3 separate regions of the Homo sapiens genome follow, and all the other regions are linked to region 1. Evidence: chromatin loops called from intact Hi-C (ENCODE). Cell type or tissue: B cell. All regions are shown on one strand.

The links. A loop is a pair of places that touch in the nucleus more often than their neighbours do. Peaks named below come from ENCODE experiments on the same cell type or tissue, not always from the same donor. Only the 100,000 strongest peaks of a DNase experiment are listed, where the experiment ranks them.
Region 2: a loop joins it to region 1, with 4 times the contacts of the local background. A loop is called at or near these places in 4 of 110 quality-filtered maps.
Region 3: a loop joins it to region 1, with 5 times the contacts of the local background. A loop is called at or near these places in 3 of 110 quality-filtered maps.

The regions. Positions count from the first base shown.
Region 1 is chr1:158,176,167-158,184,166 of GRCh38, forward strand. CD1D (CD1d molecule) reads left to right here and starts at 4,729. Exons shown (of 6, transcript NM_001371762.2): 1 at 4,729-4,996; 2 at 5,289-5,555; 3 at 5,866-6,144; 4 at 6,712-6,990; 5 at 7,770-7,869; 6 at 7,963-8,000. The coding sequence starts at 4,936. The coding sequence ends at 7,984. It also overlaps the pseudogene ELL2P1. RefSeq lists a silencer at 3,738-3,787 and an enhancer at 5,200-5,259. In B cell, CTCF peaks have their summits at 3,838 and 4,038; DNase peaks (open chromatin) are centred at 445, 1,785, 3,685 and 5,005; H3K4me3 peaks cover 4,892 bases; H3K27ac peaks cover 5,043 bases.
Region 2 is chr1:159,002,255-159,010,254 of GRCh38, forward strand. It overlaps PYDC5 (pyrin domain containing 5), which reads right to left and starts at 497. Exons shown (of 1, transcript NM_001320010.2): 1 at 1-497. IFI16 (interferon gamma inducible protein 16) reads left to right here and starts at 7,653. Exons shown (of 12, transcript NM_001376587.1): 1 at 7,653-7,907. RefSeq lists enhancers at 3,133-3,658, 3,659-4,182, 7,510-7,589. In B cell, no CTCF peak of the experiment used is centred here; DNase peaks (open chromatin) are centred at 3,717, 6,817 and 7,627; H3K4me3 peaks cover 2,204 bases; H3K27ac peaks cover 4,963 bases.
Region 3 is chr1:158,281,514-158,289,513 of GRCh38, forward strand. It overlaps a transcript of CD1B not described here. Among named protein-coding and RNA genes, the nearest start is that of CD1C, 4.4 kb to the right of the region's middle. RefSeq lists enhancers at 2,635-2,684, 5,331-5,460. In B cell, no CTCF peak of the experiment used is centred here; DNase peaks (open chromatin) are centred at 2,628, 4,488, 5,348 and 5,478; H3K4me3 peaks cover 2,251 bases; H3K27ac peaks cover 7,857 bases.

The sequences.
Region 1 (8,000 bases):
CAATATATTTTATCAAATAATCTGGGAGTTCAATTGCTGAAGGTTCCATGGAGGCAGTGCAATCCTCTTTAGCTCCTCCACTGGAATTTGGACTGGAGTTATTTAGCTTGGCAATTTCCTCTTCTCTCTTAAGATCTTTCTCCTTTTCCTCAATAGTCTCAATGTCGTGCTTTTTTATTTGGTCCTTTTCCTTATGTTTTTTAGACTTCTTTTTGGACTTTTTGTGAGACACTGAATGGTTTTCTTCCATAGGCTTTGGACACTTTAATAGAACTGAACCAGGGGGTAAGGTTTCCAGAGAAGTCCTAGAGGTATACTTGTCTTGTTGGTTCTCATAGATACTATTGTTTTGACTAAAACTGTCAACAGGTAGGTCTTGAGCCCCCGGCCTTCTGGAGTGCTAGGGGAATTGGAGTTAGAATTTACAATCTGAGGAGGATGTGAAACCGGCAGATGGGTTGAAGGCAAGCGGTGGAGGGGTGGGGATGGCAGCAGCTGCAGGGGGCAGAGGGAGGCCTGCAGCAGATTTTTCACTGGTGGGATTCAAATGACCATTTAGTGTTGGTGGTACTCTGCTCGTCAGGTGAGATATTCGGGCTTTTTTATCCATTAAATGATCAATAAACTCTGAATCCAAAAGCCGTGTCTGAGGAGAAGATACAGCGTTTCTACTAGAACATACTGGAGATTCTGAACGGCTGGTGCCTGCAGCATTCTGAGATGGATTTAGTTTTCTAGAGAGCATTGACTCCAATGACCAAGTGTCTATTTCACTGTATCCAGGCCAGTCTCTCTGAAGCTCTTTAAAAACATAATCCTTTGAAGTATACGAGAGGTCCTTAGGATTCAGATTGGCTACCTGTTGCAGAATTGCTCCCAGGGAGTTCCTGTCTTTTTGATTGACACCATCTTTCTGGAGTCTAGCAAGTAGCTCCGGTTTCTTGTAGGCCTTCAGGGCCAGTAAGTGAACCACCCTGTCCCTGTATGGCTTCTGAGAGACGCTGCTGCTGCTGTGTGTCTATCGAATTGGATTTGCAGGGTTCATGGGGGTTGACCTTTTCCTCTCAGGAACTGTATCTGAAACAGCTTGAGGTGCTTTCCGAATTTGCACTCTTTTCCCTACATATGGTCCACCGGGTTTGATAACTTCTGTGCTTCGGTTGCGGGATTCCTCCTCTGCCTGGGTCGTTCTTTCTCGTGTCATCTGATCCGAGTCGTTTGTTGCACACACTGTAATTTTATCTTGTATAAATCCCAGGCAATTGAGCTGGGAGGCTCCAGAGCTGGAGAATGTTTGCTGGACGCAGTCAAAGCTGCCCTGAGGGTTGTCTTTGCCCACATTTGACAAATAAAAGTTAAAGTTATGAACTTCATTGAGGGGATCATTTTTGGGAATTTTGACAAGCTCCTGGAGTCTTTGGAACTGAATTGAAGGTCGAAAAGAAATTAAATTCTTGTGGCTCTGGTAAGTCTGGAGCGCCTGGATCGCCGACTCGGTGAGCTTCACATGCAGTACGGTGATGTTGTCCTGCCCCAGCCGTCCGCACGAGAGCCCATAGCGCTGCCCCGCGACCCCCCCACCCCCGACATCTTAAACTCCCAGAGGTGCCGCCGCCGCCAGTCCAGCTCCAGCCTCCACTGCGGCCGCAGCTGCTTGGGCTTCTGCAGCCGCCGCCACTGCTAGGGCCATCCCGCTGCTGGCGTACTGTCATATACTGCGCGGAGCCAGACCTCGGACTGCCATCGCCGCCACCTGCCCCACCCTCTGGCCCCGCGCCCCGCCCCAGGCTAGTCTCATTGGTCTAGTTCCCTCAGAACCGTCCTCATCGGCCGCCCTCCACTTTCACGGGGGCGGGGCCCAAAGTCGCTGGAGTTTTGCTCCTGGGACTGGACGTCCGAGAGGTAAGAGAGCTATCACAAGGTTTTCTAATCCTTATGTTTCTTTTAGTGGATCTCCAGGTTACTGTGGTTTGTATTATCAGGCTACTTACAAAAATGAATACCTCTTTAAATCAGGCCATTTTACAGCAAACTACGGTCCTTGATCACCATTATGCTCTGAATAAAGACTATGAGCAATTGCACTTGAATGCTGTTAAACTTTATTGACTGAACTTTGAATTGTTTGATTTTGATCAGGTTGGCTTGTGGAAAGTGCTATTAAGAAGAGTTCTTTAGTTCGTTGGTATTATCCTCCTGATAGCTATTATAAAAGTTTCCCTGATGTGTCCTCTCAAGAATCTTAAATTCTCATATGCAGCTATCCTTTGTACATTAAATGGTCTCCTTATGGTTAGGATAACAAAAACATGAAGAAAGCATATAAGATTCCAACTAATTTGACGTTGTGAATTGTGAATTCTGAACTGAAACCAAGTAAGTCCCTTATGATCAGGCTCCAAGGTTTTGGTCAGCCTCTCAAAATTGAGAGGCTGAAACCCTTTGACCAAAATTAACACATTTGCCCCTTCCCTCCAGCTCCTGGAAACCACTACCCTAACTCTGTTTCCATAAAATAGTAAACTATTTTAGAGTCCACATATAAGTGAGATCATGTAGTACCCACCGTGGGCTTATTTTAAGGCTCTGAGTAAATCACCATCTCTCTGTGCTAGGGTATTCTGAGTCAGTCTTGTTATAAAATATTTTGTTTAGGTAACATATTGCAAAACGTTTCATAATTCAATGGTTCCTTTCCCAGAAAAAAAGCAGTGAAAGTTCCAATAGCCAAAAAGTGTCTAACTCAACTGACCTTTGGGAAAAAATATCCGTATAATTCCAGATAGTCCTAACTTCTGAAGGTAATATAGCCTGGCCTCTGTTGATAAACAAACAAAAACAAAAAAACCACACACACACACACAAACCAGCTTCTTGTCTTTAAGTGTGCAAGAATGTTAGCACTTAAAATTTTTAAGATACACAAAAACTAAACAGAACTGTTCAAGTTTTTAAAGGGAGCTTGGAAATTTGAAGAAAGTAAAGTTAAAAATATTGCCCCATGAGTCATATAATTATTTTTCTTTTTATTTCTCATAGCTTCCCTCCTATCCATTATTTAGGCAATTTTGTATCCAAATTTAATAATTTAACACCTTATTTGTTACAAGAACACGTTACTATGTTATTTTAAGCTTTTTTGGGCAAATTACACATAATTAGATAGGCTGGGTTAGGGCTGTCTACAAGATCCCAGCCTAGAGTGTGGTGCAGTAGCCTATTTTCTCTAGGACTCTTGCTGCAACAGGATATGGGAGAAGGGAAACATTAACGTTAGCAGAATGGGAGGAATCAGATTATGGAGACATGATCCTTGCCTTCTGGCACCTCTCCAGCTGATTTAGAAGAGGACACAGAGGGAGACAGACATATGGCCATTTCTATAATTATAAACTCTGCTACATGCTGAGAGGATGGCTTCTCAAAGCCAGTTAGTGTACAAGCAGTGGAGGTTGGGACTGCCCTACTTCTCCTGCCTAGGGTCACACAGTCTGGCAGATCTGGAAAGACTTCCCTGAGAAAGTGACCTTGGAACTGATACCTTAGTGGAAATAACTAGGCATTGGGAGGGGGTGAGGTGAGGAGAAGGTCAAGAGCTTTCATGTAGAGGGAACTTTGTGCAGAGACCTTAGTCAGGAAGAGGTTTTGCATAGTGGAGGAACTGAAAGCTAACAGCCAGGCTACAGTACAGAGCAAATGATGCTGGGGTGTGAGGTGATGTCAAAAGGTAGACACCAGGGCTAGAGGGCGCATAATCTTGCAGGCCGTGCTAATGATTTTGTTTTCTACCCAAGAATGCTACTTCAGGAGATCAGTCAAAAGGTTAGGGTGATGGTGACGGTGGAAATATAGAAAAAGGAATTTATTCAAGAGGTATTCAAAAAGAAGTGAAATAGAGATGAGTTGGAGATAGATTGGATAAAAAGAGTGAGGGAGAGGGAGGTGTCAGGCTGCAGCCCAGGTTCTGAGTTGCCAAAGAGGAGTCTTTTCCTCCAGGTGAGCTAAGGCTTAGAACCACGATTTTTGGTCACTTTTTCTTATTTTCAGTGTGAGAAGTGGCGAGTTGGCTGTCCAGGTACACACTGTCATCTTACACTTACTGTTTAAGACAGAGGCGCATATTTGGAAAGTGAATGAGTCAGGAGCCAGAGGAGAAGGTATGCCGGCAGAGCCTAGGGCGGAGAGGAGGAAGAGAGTCTGGGGGCGCGTCCCCAAAAAGGAGACAGGGAAGACAGAGCAGAGGCCGGGGAGGGGAGAGCAAGGACCATGACAGGAGGAAAGAGAGGCTAGGGAACACTGAGGTGGAGGAATCCTGGGATATGACAGTTGTAAAGAATTGTAGCCAACCTAATCCAGTTCTCTCAATGTGCAACTGAGGAAATTAATTTTCATGCGTTTACTTTATTGTAAATGTGGTACTTGCACTTGAGAAATTTTGGAAAACATAAAGATGTAAAGCAAATTAAGATCACTCATAGTCTTTCCACCTAGAGACATGTACTGCTAAAGCAAGGACTTTGATCCTTTTTTCCCTTTGCATTTTTACCATGGTTGGAATTGTAACACAGACACAACCTTATGTCCTGCTTCCAAAACATAAATAATGGTTGTAAAGCGTCCCACACGTTGACCCAAAGTCTCCTTTGAAACAGGAAATTGAGACACGCCGGTTGTGAAACCTACTGAAGTGAGCGGCGGCGCCAGGATTCCTGGGACCCCGACCTCTTTGCAGCTCGCACAGCTAAGGGCGAGGGCGCCCTTCGGCAGAAGCAGCAAACCGCCGGCAAGCCCAGCGAGGAGGGCTGCCGGGGTCTGGGCTTGGGAATTGGCTGGCACCCAGCGGAAAGGGACGTGAGCTGAGCGGCGGGGGAGAAGAGTGCGCAGGTCAGAGGGCGGCGCGCAGCGGCGCTCCGCGAGGTCCCCACGCCGGGCGATATGGGGTGCCTGCTGTTTCTGCTGCTCTGGGCGCTCCTCCAGGCTTGGGGAAGCGCTGAAGGTGGGTGGAACGAGGGCGCTTGAGTGCACTCGCGGGAGGGCGGAGAGAGGGAGCTGGGTAGGGACGGGGAGGGCAACGCCTGATGGGGACTGGTGAGACCCGGGACGCACTGGCGCGATCTAGGTAGAAAACTCGCTGCTCCCTGGCTCCGGGGAGAGGCAGCGCGGCACAGAGTTCGCTGGCATCAGCCGCCTCCTGAAGCTCATCTCCTCTTGTTTCTTTCTTCCTTCTCTTTATGCTGGCTGCTCTCCCGGCCACTTGCTACACGCCTCCAATCTTCATTCTCTCCCAGTCCCGCAAAGGCTTTTCCCCCTCCGCTGCCTCCAGATCTCGTCCTTCGCCAATAGCAGCTGGACGCGCACCGACGGCTTGGCGTGGCTGGGGGAGCTGCAGACGCACAGCTGGAGCAACGACTCGGACACCGTCCGCTCTCTGAAGCCTTGGTCCCAGGGCACGTTCAGCGACCAGCAGTGGGAGACGCTGCAGCATATATTTCGGGTTTATCGAAGCAGCTTCACCAGGGACGTGAAGGAATTCGCCAAAATGCTACGCTTATCCTGTGAGCTGAGGGATAGGATCCTGGGCCGGTACCCAAGGGGAGAGAATGGCCACAGAAACTCAACTGGGAGACTGTGGCACCACCTGATGAGATTCTCTGCTCTGTCCACCCTCTTCTGATTTCCCTTCTACCTGGAGATGTCCCAGGCTTTGACTCCTCAAAGTGTCCCTCGTTCCTGCCTACTCCAGGTCACTTACTTTCCTTTCCCTGAAGTCTGGGTCCCCATTATAACCTGCACATCAATTTCTTCTCTTTCATCTCTCCCAGTCTTTTAAACCCTTCTTTGATCTTTCTCCATTCCTCTCCACAGATCCCTTGGAGCTCCAGGTGTCCGCTGGCTGTGAGGTGCACCCTGGGAACGCCTCAAATAACTTCTTCCATGTAGCATTTCAAGGAAAAGATATCCTGAGTTTCCAAGGAACTTCTTGGGAGCCAACCCAAGAGGCCCCACTTTGGGTAAACTTGGCCATTCAAGTGCTCAACCAGGACAAGTGGACGAGGGAAACAGTGCAGTGGCTCCTTAATGGCACCTGCCCCCAATTTGTCAGTGGCCTCCTTGAGTCAGGGAAGTCGGAACTGAAGAAGCAAGGTCAGCCTGCCTTCCTTACTCCCTGCATTCCACTTCAGGGCTCCAAACGGGCTTTTCCATTCCAGGGTTCTCATCCCTTTGAGCATTCAAAGAAGAGGAAGGCCCAGGAGGGGCTGGATAAGGGGTGAGGGTATTTATTCATTTCACAGACATCAACTGAGCACCTCTTGGGTTCTATGAATTCAATTAATGAACAACTGGGGGTGAAAGGTGTCAGGCAGTTAGTTAGGATCCCTGCTTGGTAGGGGGATGTTAATTAATGCAATGCTTGAAATAGGCTACATATGTTACTTCAAAACAAAGGGTGTTATAGGGGAACAGACAAGGGGCATTCATAGGAGGCTGGGACCAGAGAAGAAGAAGGAGTATCAGGGCAGGCTCCCTGAAGAAGGTGGGACAAATGGATTGAAAGTTGTGGGAGACTTCATTTCCAGAAGTGAACATGTCAGGGGCATACAGGAAGGAGGGAAATAAAGACCTGAAAGTCAAAAAGGATGATATGAGGCCTGGAGCCTCTAATGCAGAGTTTTCACTTTAAGATCCCCCCCATTCCCTTGTTGGATACAGTGAAGCCCAAGGCCTGGCTGTCCCGTGGCCCCAGTCCTGGCCCTGGCCGTCTGCTGCTGGTGTGCCATGTCTCAGGATTCTACCCAAAGCCTGTATGGGTGAAGTGGATGCGGGGTGAGCAGGAGCAGCAGGGCACTCAGCCAGGGGACATCCTGCCCAATGCTGACGAGACATGGTATCTCCGAGCAACCCTGGATGTGGTGGCTGGGGAGGCAGCTGGCCTGTCCTGTCGGGTGAAGCACAGCAGTCTAGAGGGCCAGGACATCGTCCTCTACTGGGGTGAGAAAAAGCTGGGCCCAAGCTGGAAATGGCAGGAGGTGGTCCTCAGGCATAGAGGGAGGCACTGGGGTGGGATGTGGCTTGATATACCCAGGTTAGAGGAGTTTCAGAGATGAGGCCCCCAGTAAAAGGATAGAGAGAGGGGTTCCAGACACAGGAAGGAGGGAAATAAAGACCTGAAAGTCTAAAAGGATTGAAATAGTGCTCTCTATATACAAGAAGAAACAAGACTACAAAACTCAGGGATCCAGAAGTAGGCAGCGAATAAACAATCCCAGGACGATTCATTCCTTGGCTTAAAGGGAGCCAGGCCTTTGGGAAGGCAGGTTAGCAAAGATAGCTTGGTTGGTTGAGTGCTCCCTGTGTAGGGGCCAATGAATCTGCATATAATATCTCATCTCATCATTCACAGTTTTCTTTGAAGCAAGTACTGCTCTTTTCGTTATATAGATGAGGAAATGAAGGCGGAGATAGGTTAACTGCCCGGAGCCACATAGAAAGTGGACGGGCTGGATTTAGATTCAGGTCTGCCTTGCTACAAAGCTGTTGCCCTTTCCCTCTATGCTACACTAGCAAATGTCAAAGTGGGCTGAATTTGGGATGCCCAGGCACTGAAAACAAGATGGGGAATCTAAACTTATGAGGAATAGAAATTGGGGTTTTAAGTGGAGGAGGAAATAAGAAGCACCTGGTACCCTCACACATGCCTAGACCAGGGGATTGGATATATGTAGAGAGGGGTCCTGTGCTGAGAGACAGCCTATGTTCCTCCAGAGCAGGTGGGAGCTACACCTCCATGGGCTTGATTGCCTTGGCAGTCCTGGCGTGCTTGCTGTTCCTCCTCATTGTGGGCTTTACCTCCCGGTTTAAGAGGCAAACGTAAGTCTCCCCTTTCCCTTTCCTCAACCTCTCTCCCCTTCATTCCTGGCTTCCCTTTTCCTTAATGGTCTTTCCCTTTCTATTCTCTCACAGTTCCTATCAGGGCGTCCTGTGACTCGCCTTGCCACATC
Region 2 (8,000 bases), 830 kb after region 1:
TCTTATGCCAACAGCCTGCTTATCATACAGAGAGTATGGAATGATTCTCTGTTTAAAAAAATTAAAAAAGAAAGAAAAAAAAAACTAGTGTTATTTGCTTCGAAAACACCAACCCTCAGATATATAGTAGTGTTATAATTGAAGCATTAGCAATTATTTTCTTTGTCAAATCATTTATTTCTTTTCAACCAGAATATTGGCAAAGCTTGCTCCTTCACTCTGTTCAGATTTCTGCTTGTTTTTTTCTAAGCTCATCCTTCAATGAACACATGCTGCAAAATAGCACGATACCGTTACTATTACCTCATACCATTTGTATTTCTTCATAGAATTTATCTGCTTGTAATATATAAGCATTATATTATATATGACATTATAGTATAAATGCTGTTGCTATTTGTTTATTCTTTAATGGCCAGCCTGCTGAAATAGAAGTGCCTTGTGGTCAAGCATTTGTGTGCTGTTTATTGCTGTACTCCTACCACCTAGAGTAGTAGGTCCTCAATAAACATTTGTTAAATAAACATATGTTGAATCAACTGTCTAGGCATCCCATCTAAGACTTCAGCCCTGGGAATCTCTACTTCCTAGGCTCTATTCATCCATATGGCTTGATTACTCAAGAGCCAGAGTTACCTGAGAATGCACAGAGCAAATGTCCTCACTGCACATTCTTGAAGAGGGATGTTCAAGCCAGAAATAGCATAGATAAAAAACAAAATTATAATCAAACCATATCTATCTACTTGTAGAATGATTTCAAAAGACAGCAAGGTTAAGAAGGCTTTTCAAAATCCAAGGCATTATGCCAAATATATAACATATATTTAATAAAAGTGGAAAATTTGGAAACTTCCATCTCTGGTGGGAGTAATCCAACTTCCTATGGTTCCACTGTGCAAGATACCCTAGATTCTAAGAAGGAAGTAAAACATGGTGTATTGCAGGGAAACTTCAAGTAATTGAATTTGTGTGAACTTTCAGACTAAGCTGATAGAAAATCGCATGGTTTATTTTAATGTTTCTGCTATTAGTTATTTTTTCACGATAATTTAACTGGTGAATCCAGTTATCTATTTAGACAATAGATGTATTTTTATTCTGGCTATGTCATAATATTCTGCAATTACAAAATCACATAACACTTAAATTACTGCCGTAAAGCTAAGAAGAAATAACTTGCCATATTCCAAATTCCTAAAGGAGCTCGATCTCTGTTACCTAAGCAATCCCTCCTCTGTTTTGCTCTTTTGTGATTCTTAGGCTGGAATCACGTTTTGGCTCTATCAGCCTAAGGAGCAGTTAGCCACCTGTCACTGAGTTAGGGAACAAAAAGACCAAGGCGATAGGTATTTGCACCATAAACTTCTCCTATCTTGTATGTCCATAATTCTGTATTATTATTATTATTATTATTATGTTTTGAGACGGGGTCTCGCTTTGTCGCCCAGGCTGGAGTGCAGTGGCATGAGCTCGGCTCGCTGCAAGCTCCGCCTCCTGGGTTCACACCATTCTCCTGCCTCAGCCTCCCGAGTAGCTGGGACTATAGGCGCCCGCCACCATGCCCAGCTAATTTTTTGTATTTTTAGTAGAGACGGGGTTTCACTGTGTTAGCCAGGATGGTCTCGATCTCCTGACCTTGTGATCCGCCCGCCTCAGCCTCCCAAAGTGCTGGGATTACAGGCGTGAGCCACCGCGCCCAGCCAATTCTGTATTATTTTGCATTTCTGACACTCATGACTTGATACCTTAAACATTCAAACACATAGAAGCACTTATTTGTGTGAACAGCAGTTTCTTTCCTTGAACCAAAGATTGTCAACCCTTAATCTAAAACATAAAAGGAAATAAAATTCAAACACCACTTCTCCATTACTTGTAAATTTTATTTCTCTCTTCTTAATATATTAATACCCAAATTCCAGCCAAAATATTAAGGATGGATGTGGTGGCTTATGCCTGTAATCCCAGCACTTTGGGAGGCTGAGGTAGGTAGATTGTTTGAGCTCTGGAGTTTGAGATCAGCCTGGGCAACATGGCAAGACCTTATCTCCAAAAGAAAAAAAAAAGGTTAAGAAATCTAAATTTCAGTTAATTTTGCCCTTATTGCTAAGTAAATCTGAGTAAATTATAGATGTTAGTAATTTGGGGTAAGAATTCCCAAAACCAGCCGGGCATCGTGACTCACGCCTCTAATCCCAGCACTTTGGGAGGCCGAGGTGGGTGGGTCACTTGAGATCAGGAGTTTGAGACCAGCCTGGCCAGCATGGTGAAACCTTGTCTTTACTGAAAATACAGAAATTAGCCAGGCTTGATGGTGCATGCGTGTAATTCTGGCTACTTAGGAGGCTGAAGCAGGAGAATCACTTGAACCTGGGAGGCAGAGGTTGCAATGAGCCGAGATCGTGCCATCACAACAGAGCAAGACTCCGTCTCAAAAGAAAAAAAATTCCCAAAACCAGATGTTTAGGGTGGAGAGTTCATTACTGACAACAGTAGAGAATCTCATCTTCAATTTTAGAGATAAATTATATCAAGGGAAATTTTGACAGCCAAAGTGAAGTCCTGAAATTAAACAGAGTAAAGAAATTATCAATCTAGTAAAGATCCTCAAAGAATGCTTTCTGGAGAACAGTTTTAGATAAAATAAGCAAATAAAGAATGAAGATAGCAGAGATAAAGCCGGAGAAGTAGAAACTATCAATGTTTTTACCCCCTTCAAAAATAATGTTGAAACTTAGTACCCAATGCAACAGTGTTGGGAGCTTGGGCCAAATGGGAGGTATTTAGATCATGAGAATTTCACTCACGTAAATAGACTGATTAATGCCACTCTAACGGGCATGTAGGGGGTGAATTCGCCCCGTTTGTCATGTGAGGACACAGCAAGAAGGCCTCACCAGATACTGATGCTTGACCTTGGACTTCCACCTCAAGTACTGTGAGAAATACATTTCTGTTCTGTATAAATTACCCAGTCTATAGTATTCCATTACAGCAGCACTAAATGGACTAAGACAGTGGGAAAGTATGCATGTCCATTACAGGGAGGGTCAGAGAACAGGAGTTTTCATGAACCAGAAACTTCTTTCACTCATATTTTCTCCATGAGACATGCAATAAACAGATGAATGATGCCAACTCTGGCCTTGTACAGTATATCATGACTGGTTCACATCACTCCCCAGGTTTCCATATGCATTCACTCTCCTCTCCTGCCTCAACACTGAGTCTCTTTTATTCCACTCCAAAGTAAAGAGGTCATCCCTAGAACTACAGAAGCTCTTTCTGCCAACAGAGTTGTCTGGAGTTTATGGCATTAGCTTTGAGCAACAGGAAAAGTAGAATACAAAACTGCAATACAGAAACTACAAAATTTCAAGGAAGGACTGGCTGAGAGAAGCCTTGAGGTTGGAGGGGAAGGAATGGCATTGTTGTGAAAACGTGTTCTGGGAACTGAGCTTAAATTGAATTGTAGGAGGCTGCAGTCCCACTGGAAAATGCATACTGGCACCAAGATGACTGCTGCTTCCAGGAACATCCTCCCACTCCTTAGCAATGTGGAACAGATTGAAGGAAGCTCAAACAATCCATTTAAGCAGGAAGTAAATAGATTAAGAGAGCAACCAGATGGCCTAAGGCACTATCGGTATAGCTATCCCCACCCCTCAGCGCCCCCATCAGCTTTTCCTTCCTTGTTTCTTCTCACTGTCTGAAAGACTACTCAGGCGTGCACTGCGAGGTGGAGATCTGACTTCTCTTGTTCCCGCTTAAGACTGCCTCCTGTGTAAGTTTCTGCTATCTAGATCTTTGACTACCAACCAGCCAGGAGTGGTCTGCCTCTTCTTTGGTCTGAGCTTGCCTTGTGCTTATATTGTTGTACCCAAGCGAGTTAAGAAAATACCCCACACTTTGAGACGAATTAAGAGTCCTTTAGTAAGCCAGTGGCCAAAGAGACGGCTAATGCTCAAAATTCTCTCGGCCCCGAGGAAGGGGCTTGATTAACTTTTATACCTAGGTTTAGGAAGGGGAGGGGGACTCAAATGCAATAATTCTACAGAAGCAAAAACATGCCTTAAAAGACAAATGGTTACAAGAAGAGCAACGGTACCAGGTGCAAGGTTGTAAATCTTTCATTGTAATTAGATATAGGGTCTATGCCGGACACGAACTCAAGGTTTTATGTTGTTATCTTTTTGAGAAAAAGCCTGGGAACTTCATACATTGTTGGTGTTACTACCTTATCAGTTAATTGGGCTCTTTTGAAACGCTGAGGATCTGTTTACCCAGGCCAACTCCTTACTAAAGGGGGTTGGGTAAGGAGCCCTTAGTGTCTTGTAAATTAAGGGGTCAATTGGAGTTTGTCCGACCTTCCCAGCTAGAGAGAGTCTTATTTACATGAGAAGCAAGGCTGGGTGATTAAAGAGACAAGCAGGACAAAATTCAAAGTAACGAGTTAGAGTAAAAACAAGGTTAGGCATTTCAATATAGGGTGGTTCTTAGTCCAGCAGGGCGTTTTCCCGATAACCACCTGTTTAACTACATTCACCCTTGGTGCAAGTGCCAAAAAACAAACAAACAAACAAAAAGACCAAGGCGATAGGTATTTGCACCATAAACTTCTCCCATCTTTTATGTCCGTAATTTTGTGTTATTTCGCATTTCTGACTGTTTATAGAATTGAATTGGCCTTTACCTTATCATATAATAATATACTTTAATTTTAATCACAAATACATATGTTAAGTAGAACACAATCTAGGAAATACAAGATAATACAGAGAAAAATGGAAGTATTGGGGAAAAGGAAACAGCACAAAACCAAGTGTGACGAAAAAGATAAACTTTGACTTCTAATTTCAACTGAGAATCAATGGACAAAACATCAAAGCCATTATCTGAAATGCATGGTTCCATTCATGTGAGAGTTGGAGAGACAAATGTTAGTATTCCAAAAAAGAAAATAATTCGGTTTAGGCTTTGGGAAAATCAGATTCTGTGTCTTAACAGCAAAGGTCCAGCCCCAGCAGGAAGCATGAGAACCCAAACAATGCCCTTGTGCTAATATTGTTAAGTGGAGAATCTGTAAAGAAATAATGAAGAAAATGACATTCACACAAGCTTAAAAGGACATGGATGTTTTGCTAAAGAAAAAAATATGTGTAGAAATTAGTAAATCAAGGAAGTAATTTTGCTTAGCATTCAAGTGCATGGGCTTTGGAATAAGGTAGATCTGGTTTGAATTTGGCTCCAACACTAACTAGGCGCCTAGTTTTTAGAAAATAGCTTCAATTACTGCTACACACTGGATTATGTTATCTAAATTCATATGATGAAGCCATAACCTCCCAGTGTGATGATATTTGAAAACGAGGCCTTTGGTGGGTAGTTTATGAGGGTGGGGTCCTCATAATGTGATTAGCACCCTTATAAGAAGAGGTATCAGAGAGTGCTCTCTCTCTCTCTCAACACTAGGTGAGGACCCTGCATAAATATGGCTATGTGCAAGCCAGGAAGAGGGCTCATACCAGAAACTAAGTTGGCCATCCTTGATCTTGGAACCCTCAGCATCCAGAAGACCCAAATCAACTAAGATAGTAGTCTTCTCTAAAAAGGGGAAACTTTGCTGCATAGAGTTGATTTGCAAAACAAGTGAACAATGCATATGCCACAGTCTATTGCATCATGAAAAACCAGTGTGCAATAGGTCTTTTTGTTCTTAGCAAGGTAAAGACATTTGCAATACTGACAGGAGAAATGTCACCTACAAATACTCTAAAGTGTGAAGTGACATAAATGTTTCTGCACAGCTAAAACTTTGGTATATGTGGAACAGTATGGAAAATGAGGCCAGAAAGGTAAAATAGTAAGCTGCTTTTTGTCATAAAGAGAGAAATGGAACACTCATTGTTCAAAAATAGGTACATAATTGAGAGATTTTATTCAGAATAATGCCTGATTAATATAAATTTAGTCACTGTAATAATGTAGCTACATAATTTATATATATGTATATATATTCGCACATTTTTTGCTTTATCAGGAATTTTTGTATATTCTACTAATGACTTTTCTGTATGATAGCACAAATTGCAATTGTTGGCCACTGCCACAAAGTGGGGGAAAATGCACATTTTTAAGCATTTCTTTGCTTCATCTATGAAAATTTCATCTTTGTGGTATGAATTATGGAGCATTGTCCTGAGTTGCCCTTATAGGTGACCGCAGTTTGTGTGTTGTATGCTGGAGTCCCAATTGAGGACATTACTGCATATAAAATGATTATAAGTAAAAGGCAGAAAATGTTCTGAAGGGTCATAACTTCCAAGGGTTCTCTACCCTTTGACCTCTGGATTGGGGTTCCCAGTGACTGCCTTAATATCCTTCTCTACCTACTGCCTTAAGGCCAACTCAATGTATCCACGTAAAGAGTACCCTAAAGCCAGTAAAAGATTATCACGAACACCCAGAGATGTTTATGGCCATCATTCCAGATCCTCTTTGCTTTTTCTTGACTTACTCCTTTTTTGATAAAGTTATTCATATGGTTTCAAATCCAGAATTCAGCTATTCACTTCATGGCCCTAGTTTGGATTAAAACAATCAGCTTTCTTTTGCTCTGTAGATGGCCTTGGACAGTACATATTAACAGTCTATGGGGCCCCTTTTCCACTCATGACCACATCCTGCTTGCAGATCTGCTGCTGGGTTAACACCACATCATCTGCTAGTTGATGCCATTTATTTGACATCCTGGGGTTACAGCACGCTAAAGGGCACCCACTGTCCTTAACAGAGAAAAATACACTGCTGAGCAGAGGATTAAACAGACTCCTCACACTACCGGAAGTTCAGTGCATTTTCCAGGATTTTCAAGTCTTCGATGCTGTCATGTTGAGAGTCCACTATCCACGTTTGTTTATCCAGGAATAATGCAGAAAATCTGAGCATTCGTGAATCTAATCATTGAGGTAAAGTAACCTAGTCATGGTCAAGAGGACAGCTAGTGTTAAACTCCTTCATATAAATTTAAGGAAGGATTTACATATTCATAATGACTTTCTGATCTGGAAAGCCCAGGCTTGTCAGTTATTAATAATTGGATGAATACTTCAGGTAGTATTTAAACAAATAGCGATTTCATAGCAGACATTTCCCCAACCAGGAGATGCAGTAAAGTATTGGTAGCAATAGATGCTCCTACCAAGATCTCCTCCTGCCACTGCCACTCTGTGCACAGGAAAGGAGGGGAGAAGAAGCCATGTTGCTTCTCTTATATTTGAGCATCATTTAAGGGAATATAAGTCTCTAATGACTCACATGTAAGTCTGCTGGGTAAGAAAGTTCTAATGTTGGAACTCCTTTCAGCTATCGAATTTTGTAAGAAAAAAAACTTATTTGTGTTTATATACATTTATGAGATACAAGTGTAATTTCGTTACATGGATATATGCCATATTGGTGAAGTCAGAGATTTCAGTGTGCACATCACCCGAAAAATGTTAACTGTACCCATTAAAGTAATTTCTCATCCCCCATTTCCCCTCACCACATGCTCCAGCCCTTGCCAGGAAACTGTTCATTTTCTCTGACTAACAGAAACGAAAGCTAAAAACACTGGTGGGAGGAGTCTCCACATTGTTTCCTACTCCATTTTCTCTGGGGCAATAGCAGAATAGGAGCAAGCCAGCACTAGTCAGCTAACTAAGTGACTCAACCAAGGCCTTTTTTCCTTGTTATCTTTGCAGATACTTCATTTTCTTAGCGTTTCTGGAGATTACAACATCCTGCGGTTCCGTTTCTGGGAACTTTACTGATTTATCTCCCCCCTCACACAAATAAGCATTGATTCCTGCATTTCTGAAGATCTCAAGATCTGGACTACTGTTGAAAAAATTTCCAGTGAGGTGAGTACTGTTCCTGATTTTGTAAATATGATCTTGTTCCTTCCTTGAAGTCCCCAGAATCACAAGGGGACAATCAGTATTGGTTATTCAGGG
Region 3 (8,000 bases), 110 kb after region 1:
CAGGATCAAATGGTATTTCTAGTTCTAGATCCTTGAGGAATCACCACACTGTCTTCCACAATGGTTGAACTAATTTACACTCCCACCAACAGTGTAAAAGCATTCTTATTTCTCCACATCCTCTCCGGCATCTGTTGTTTCCTGACTTTTTAATGATCATCATCTTTGTGGTGTTCTCTGTATTTCCCGAATTTGAATGTTGGCCAGTCTTGCTAGGCTGGGGAAGTTCTCCTGGATAATATACTGAAGAGTGTTTTCAAACTTGGTTTCATTTTCCCCATCACTTTCAAATACACCAATCAAATGTAGGTTTGGTCTTTTCACATAGACCAACATTTCTTGTAGGCTTTGTTAGTTCCTTTTCATTCTTTTTTCTCAATCTTTTCTTAACGATTTATTTCATTAAGTTGATCTTCAATCTCTGATATCCTTTCTTTCACTTGATCGATTCAGCTATTGATACTTGTGTATGCTTCACAAGGTTCTCTTGCAGTGTTTTTCAGCTCCATCATGCCATTTATGTTCTTCTCTAAACTGGTTATTTTAGTTAGCAATTCCTGTAACCTTTTTTCAAGGCTCTTAGCTTCCTTGCTTTGGGTTAGAATATGCTTTTTTAGCTTGGAGGAGTTTGCTATTACCCACTTTCTGAAGCCTACTTTTGTCAAATTGTTAAACTCATTCTCCATCCAGTTTTGTTTCCTTGCTGGCAAGGAGTTGTGTTCCTTCAGAGGAGAAGAGGCATACTCTTTTTTAGAATTTTCAGCCTTTTTGTTCTTGTTTTTCCTTATCTTCGTAGATTTATCTACCTTTGGTCTTTCGTTTTGGTGACCTTCGGATGGGGTTTTTGTGTGGACATACTTTTTGTTGATGTTGATGCTTTTTCCTTTCTGTTTGTTAGTTTTCCTTCTAACAGTTAGGCCCCTCTGCTGCAAGTCTGTTGGAGTTTGCTGGAGGTCCACTCCAGACCCTGTTTGCCTGGGTGTCACCAGCGGAGGCTGCAGAACAGCAAAGATTGCTGCCTGTTACTTCCTCTGGAAGCTTTGTCACAGAGGGGCACCTGCCAGATGCCAGCAGGAGCTCTGCTGTATGAAGTGTCTGTCGACCCCTGCTGGGAGGTGTCTCCTAGGCAGGAGGCATGGTGGTCAGGGACCCACTTGAGAAGGCAGCCTGTCCCTTAGCAGAGCTTGAGCACTGTGCTGGGAGATCTGGTGCTCTCTTCAGAGCTGGCAGGCAGGAACATTTAAGTCTGCTGAAGTTGTGCCCACAGCTGCCATTTCCCCAGGTACTCTGTCCCAGGGAGATGGGAGTTTTACTTATAAGCCCCTGACTGGGGCTGCTGCCTTTCTTTCAGAGATGCCCTTCCCAGAGAGGAGGAATCTAGATAGGCTCATTCACAGTCTTTTTAAAACTTTTGTAGTAAAAGATATAGTAAAATTTATCTCTAAATAGTTTAAAAATATCATACAAGAGTAGTATTATCTTTCAGTCTTGACAAAACATTGGATTGCATTGCTAATAGAAATTAATATAAAATTATAACCATGGTTGATTATATGATGGGGAAGTTGAGCTGACACCATTGTATTCCTAGGGATTCAATTAGTGATGGTCTGCAATACTTCTTTAGAAATTTTGAAGATATTAATAAAATCCTGGATTCTAGAAAACAAGCCAAAAGTATAAGTACTTCCAAAAATACTTTGAAATTGATGTGTTTAATACTGGTTTGGCATGATATGTAAGTAAAATTAATACCATAAACAGAATGATATTAAAATCCCAATAATTCCTTGCAAACTTCAAAGGATTATGACATTTTTAAATGAAAAATGAGGTGATAAGATTCATAAGAAGATATCACTGATACTTAACAACCTGCAGTTTTTAAAAATTTTGACTCCAAATCCTGTAATATAAAGTCAGTCTTTGCTTTGCATGTTAATGCAGGACTGTAAAAATTGATCATGCAAGCTAAAATCATGTGAAAGGATCTCAATAATCAAGAGAGAGAATTATGATCACCCTGTGACTTGAAACATCTTTGTCAAAATATTCAAAACCCACTTACTATTGGTTATAAATATATAGGGAAGTGAAAAACAGTACAATATAATTTACTTAGCACACTATACTTTAAAACATTAAAACATTTGGAATTAAAGTCTTTTTCCCTTGTATTAACTTACCAAGAATGTTTTGAGCAATGTTTGCCTTCATCTTCTGTTACTTAAAGATACAGAGTATCTTTGTATTCCTTGGTGAATTTTCATACTCCTTTTAATGTTTGGATCAGCTTCTGATATTTTATACTTTGTGCTTTCCCTCTTGGGGAATATCTCTGAGAGTTCCTTTAATGGGAAGTTTTCTGCCAGTGTCACTTCATTTAAGACACCTTCATTCTTTTCACAACAATCACTTCCCTCCTCCAGGTTCCTCTAGCTTCACCTCTAAAGTCTCTCAAACAGTAGCATTCTCAGCATTCCCACGGTCAGCTATTTCCTCTATAGCTTCTTTTATATTTAATTCAAATCTCACTTCTAGCATTGTCCCTTTTCTTCTTTGCACATTCATCTTTGTTGCCCAATTTCCTCTTTCTATTATTCACTCATGTCAGATGGGTATGGGTTTATTACTGAGACACAATGAGACCACAGGACTACACACCTACATGCTTTGCTGTTTTGCACAGCACAGAATAATAGTCAAACTGACAAACTTTGACATATGTAAAGCAATTGGTCACTGATTATGATGTGGATTTGTTACTTCTATGGTGACTCATGGACTGAAGACCTAGTGGTAGTTTATACTTCGTGCAGTTACTAAGAGTTACTATACTGTGGCAACTGAAATTTGTGGCACACATTTCAAACTTGTTGTTGGGGAATTTGTGTTATTTAACTAAAACTTTGCTGACTGAAATTTGTGCATTTTGAAACTGGGCAAAACAAAGACAGCCTATATCAGAAAAATGAAGAAGACTGTGTTGATTTTGTTGAATATTTTTGTGTTTGCTTTGAAATTATATACTACTAGAAATAAGTTTTGTGTTTGCTTCTGAGTGATATAGTACTTCTACAAGCTTGGAACTATTTTGTATTGTTGATTTCTTGGATCAGACATTTTAAGACAAATAGAATACATTTAATCTCTAAACTCCTGTGAGAGCAAACCTGTGATTAAAACTTTTTGTAAGAAAAAAAAAAAAAGGAAATCTAGCCAGAGCTTAAGGCGACCACAAGATTCCTTCTTGTCTTTTGGTTCAGTTGGATTTTTTTTTTTCCTGACCAATTTTATTGAGGATACAGTAGAAGATTTCTTGCACTTTTATTTGGTGGTCTCAACATGATCTTATGACCTATGTGGATACTGTGGTCAAAGCCCTCAGGAACCCACTCTTGTCAATGTCTTGGGAAGCTCAAGTGTTAGCTTCTATTTCCCTATCTAGTTCTTAATTTCTTATTTGTTTTGTTTTTTGCAGACTTTCTTATCTTGTGAGTTCAATGCATACATGTATAAATAATTTTTAAAATTATAGCTTACCCAGTATATCTATGTGTTTTGTAGTTTGTTTGTTTCTTCTCTTTTTTTGAGATGGAGTCTCACTCTGTAACCCAGGCTGGAGTGCAGTGGTGCAATCTCGGCTCACTGCAACCCCCACCTCTTGGGTTCAAGCGATTCTCCTGCCTCAGTCTCCTGAGTAGCTGGGATTACAGTCACACACCATCACACCTGGCTAATTTTTGTATTTTTAGTAGAGATGGGGTTTCACCATGTTGGTAAGGCTAGTCTCGAACTCCTGACCTCATGATCCACCTGCCTCAGCCTCCCAAAGTGCTGGGATTACAGGCATGAGCCTCCATAAACACAGAAATCTAAGGACTAAGTGAAAAGCAATATTTTAGGCTTCAAAATTTAGCCAGGGTGGTGCTTAGAATGAATGGGTAGGGAGTTTAGGTAGAATTGGTGATAAGATAGAGAGGAGACCCAAGGGATTCAAACAAAGGATAAGTAGAAAGCAATATGAGATCATAGAAAAGTTAAACATTAAGACAAAGAAGCCCAGAAGAGACAGAAAATACTGTATAAACAGAAATGAACAGAAGCACAGGACAAGTCAAATAATATTAAAGTTGAAATGGAACTAGAAAATATCAAGTTCCTCCAATTTTGTCATTTTACAGTGGGGAATTAGTGCTTCTAGTAAGTGGTAAATCTAGGAGTTTTCATAGCTCTCAGACTGGGACCTTTTTGGCTGTTGCAGAGGGCAGAGGGTGGAGGATATACGCTAGCCACAGGAACTATGCTTGGAGGCCAGAAAGAAGGAGTGAATCACTTCAATAAGAGTTGAGGAGGAAATGAAAGGCCATGTAAGAGTCACGTGGCTGTGGGAGGCTTGTGGGGTTTCCGTAATGGGGAAGTAGGCAGAGGGCAAGGTTTCTGCTGGGAGGAAGGGATGACAGAGCTGTGTGGGGTGGGAACATGACACTGGAGTTCTGAGGAAATCTCTCTCTCTCTCGGGGTGCAAAAGTCACCCACTAGAGTGGTCTTAGGGAAGTGACAGGCAAGAAGAGCCCAGGCGAAGGCAAACACAACAACGTCTGTGGTCTGAGCAAAAGGACAAGAAAAGGGAAGTTGGGGAAGGACAGGAAGAGCACTGGGCTCCCTCGGGACAACCCAGCCCCTCTGTTCAGGCTGGGTTCTAATCATAGGGTGTCCTACCCACTTCAGATTATTCTCTTAGGATTTTGTGTGTTCAGAGAGCTTAATAACCACTTACTCCTCTCCCCATTGCATTTTATATCAATTTCAGATTCTTGCATCTATATTTATAAGTATTCACCAGTGTAAAGAGTCTGCCAGTTTCCCTTCTTACACTACCTCCACCCTTCCTTTTTAGGGATAGATGTACATAAACTCTTGTGTATAAAATTGTCATACTTAGGAGTCTGGGTTATTTTTCATGAAAGCAATTTGAATATTTTAGGCTGATAGACATTCTAAGGATCACGTTTTCCATGGCAGCTCTGGGGCAGAGCACTGCATGGACATGGAGGGATATGGACTGTGACACACCGGCAGGGACTGTGGCTGTGATCTCTGTCCCACAGGATGAAAGCAGGACTACATATCAGTCAGATCAGAGAGGAAAAACCAGGTGGAGGGAGAGAAATGACATGGTGACTGTGTGGAGCAAAGGAGAGGGAAGTTTTCGGAGAACACACATTTCTAGGTATCTATTTGAATGCGTATTGCCATGATGGGGGTGAGGGTGTTACTTACTCTTCTAGGCACCCTGAGGGGGAATTTCCCATAAATACTTTTTGTTTTTTTTTCCTCACCCCTTAATCTTTCCTCTGAAAACAGACTGATTTATCTCACTGATAAATTCAGGAGGGAAACTGGGCAAGTATATATCAGCACCTCCTACTGCCCTTTACCTCTCTGGGCAAGTTGCTCCCCAAAGGCTCAGTCTTGCTCTCCTCCTCCAGGCCCTGGCTCTCACAGGAACAGCTGCTCAGGTGGGGAACTTAGGGTTTTATCAGCATTGCCTGAAATAAGTGAGTGTATTAGTCTTCTTGGGCTGTGCTAACACAAGGCAATCAGCTGGGTGGCTTAAACAACAGGAAGTTATTCTCTCACAGCTCTAGAGGCTAGAAGTTCAAAGTCTCCATCTGGAAGACTCAGTTTCTAGTGAAGGTTCTCTTCCTGGTTTATACAGACAACTGCCTTCTCACTATGAGCTCATATGGCCTTTCCATGGTGGGTGCACACACACACACACACACAGAGACAGAGAGCGACAGGGAGAGACAGAGAGACAGAGAAGGAAAGTGGAAGGGCACTCCAGTGTCTCTTCTTATAAGGACACTAAGCCTATTGGATCAGGGTCTTACCGTTTAGACATGAGATTGACATTACTTCTTAGAGGCCCCATTTCCAAATATAATCACACTGAGAGTTAGGGATTCAACATGTGATTTTTTTTTTCTTTGGGAGGGTACACAAACTTTCAGTCCATAACAATGAGAAGGCCACTCCATTTAGGGTCCAGTATGAGCAAGATCACTTGGATTACACACTTAAAGCAAATTATCTAGTGGCACTATCAGAAGTCAAGATTGACCATTAGATCCATCTATCTCATGTTATTTTCAACTTGTTTGCTTCTGAATTCAAGAGGGCAAAAAGGATGATACTTACTGGGTTTTATAATATTATCCAATATAGCTAGGTTATGTTGCAGTTATAAATAAACTTTAGAACTTGGAGGCTTAACACAATGAAGTTTATTTCTCATGCAGTTAAACTGCATGTAGATCAGGCTGCTCTTCTCCATCTCATAGTCTTGCCATTTAGAAATTTGACTGCCAAGTTGGTACCACAGGGTAAGATGATCAGATGTGATATTTTCAGTGGTCAGGACTGGAGCTGGCTAATGCTTCCAACACCACACATTCCATTGCCCAGAACTCAGTCCATGACCTTAACCCAACTATTAGGAAATAGGACAGTTGCATCTTTCCTGTAGGAACATGGAAAAAAATGTGAATAAACACATAATGTGGTATCTACTATTGTTTTCTAAAACCACAAACCAAGTATTTGCCATTAACAGCACAAGATGAGCAAAGATAACACCTAGTGCTTATGAATGATTTGGGTAGGATTTGAACTGGGTATTGCTCTTAAAGATATTATAGTTCATAGAAATTGCCACATATCTGTGGCCATGATAGGAAGAGCTCATTGAGAATGACTTCTGGCCTCACTATTAACGTTGACAAACCTAAGAAATAGTGTATATATCAAAGTATCATGTTGTACACAGTAAATACATAGAATAAATATAAATTTAAAACAGAAACAATGTTACAAATGGGATTTTCCTTTTTAAGGCACGGTCTTGCTCTGTTACCCAGGCTGGAGTACAGTGACATGAACATGGCTCACTACAGCCCTGACTTTCAGGGCTCAAAAGATCTTCCTGCCTCTGCCTCCCATTTAGCTGGGACTACAGGCATGTGCCACCACATTTGGCCAACTTTTTAATTTTTTTATCGAGATGAGGTCTAACTTTGTTGCCCAGGCTGGTCTCAAACTCCTGGGCTCAAGTGATCTTCCCACCTTGGTCTCCCAAAGTGCTGGGATTACAGGCATGAGTCATTGTGCCTAGCACAAATTCATGCCCAGATTTTAAGTGACTGCTCCAATGCATTCAGTGAATAATTAATATGATTTAAGAAACACTATAATAATAAATGTATTTCCTGGATCTCAAAAAAACTGTGTTCATGTATTTACACATATTAACCAGCCAGGGTCACTGATAAGTCACTGAATACTTCATATAAACTACTTAAATCAAACATTGACAAATGCTGCCCTTTTTATACAATGTGTTTTGGTCAGATCACAAAACAACTTAAATTTGGATTTTTGTGGTCTCCCCATGTATGAGTCCTCTTGAAAAGCTGCATGTTCTGACTATCACAATCGTATACCATTCCACACTGTACAGAATTTTCAGTATTTAGTTGAGATGCATGCTGTTCTTCCAGGACTTCAAATTATGAACTTCCCAGGGGGTTAGTCAGTCAAAATGCTGCTCTAGAGAATATAGTTCTAAGTAGATTTGTATCTGGGATTCTATACATTGAAATTAAAATCACAATGCATTTTAATTTTTTGTTTAAACATCTGCAGTTTAAAACTCTTTGATAGAAGAGATTACATTGTTAACCTCTGTGTGTTTATATGCCTAGTAAGACACTGGTATCAACCATGTACTATGTAATTTTTTAGTGAATGACTATACAGATTAAATGCAGTAGAAGGGCTTCTTTATATTTGTTATGGTCCTATGCATTCTGAATGGCTGCAATTTAATCTCTAAGGATAATGTAGAGTGGACTGTAGTTTATATAATTGTGCAGGGAAATCTTGGAAGATGTAAAAAGCAACGTCTCCAATTTATAAAAGAATCAGTGAGAATGAGG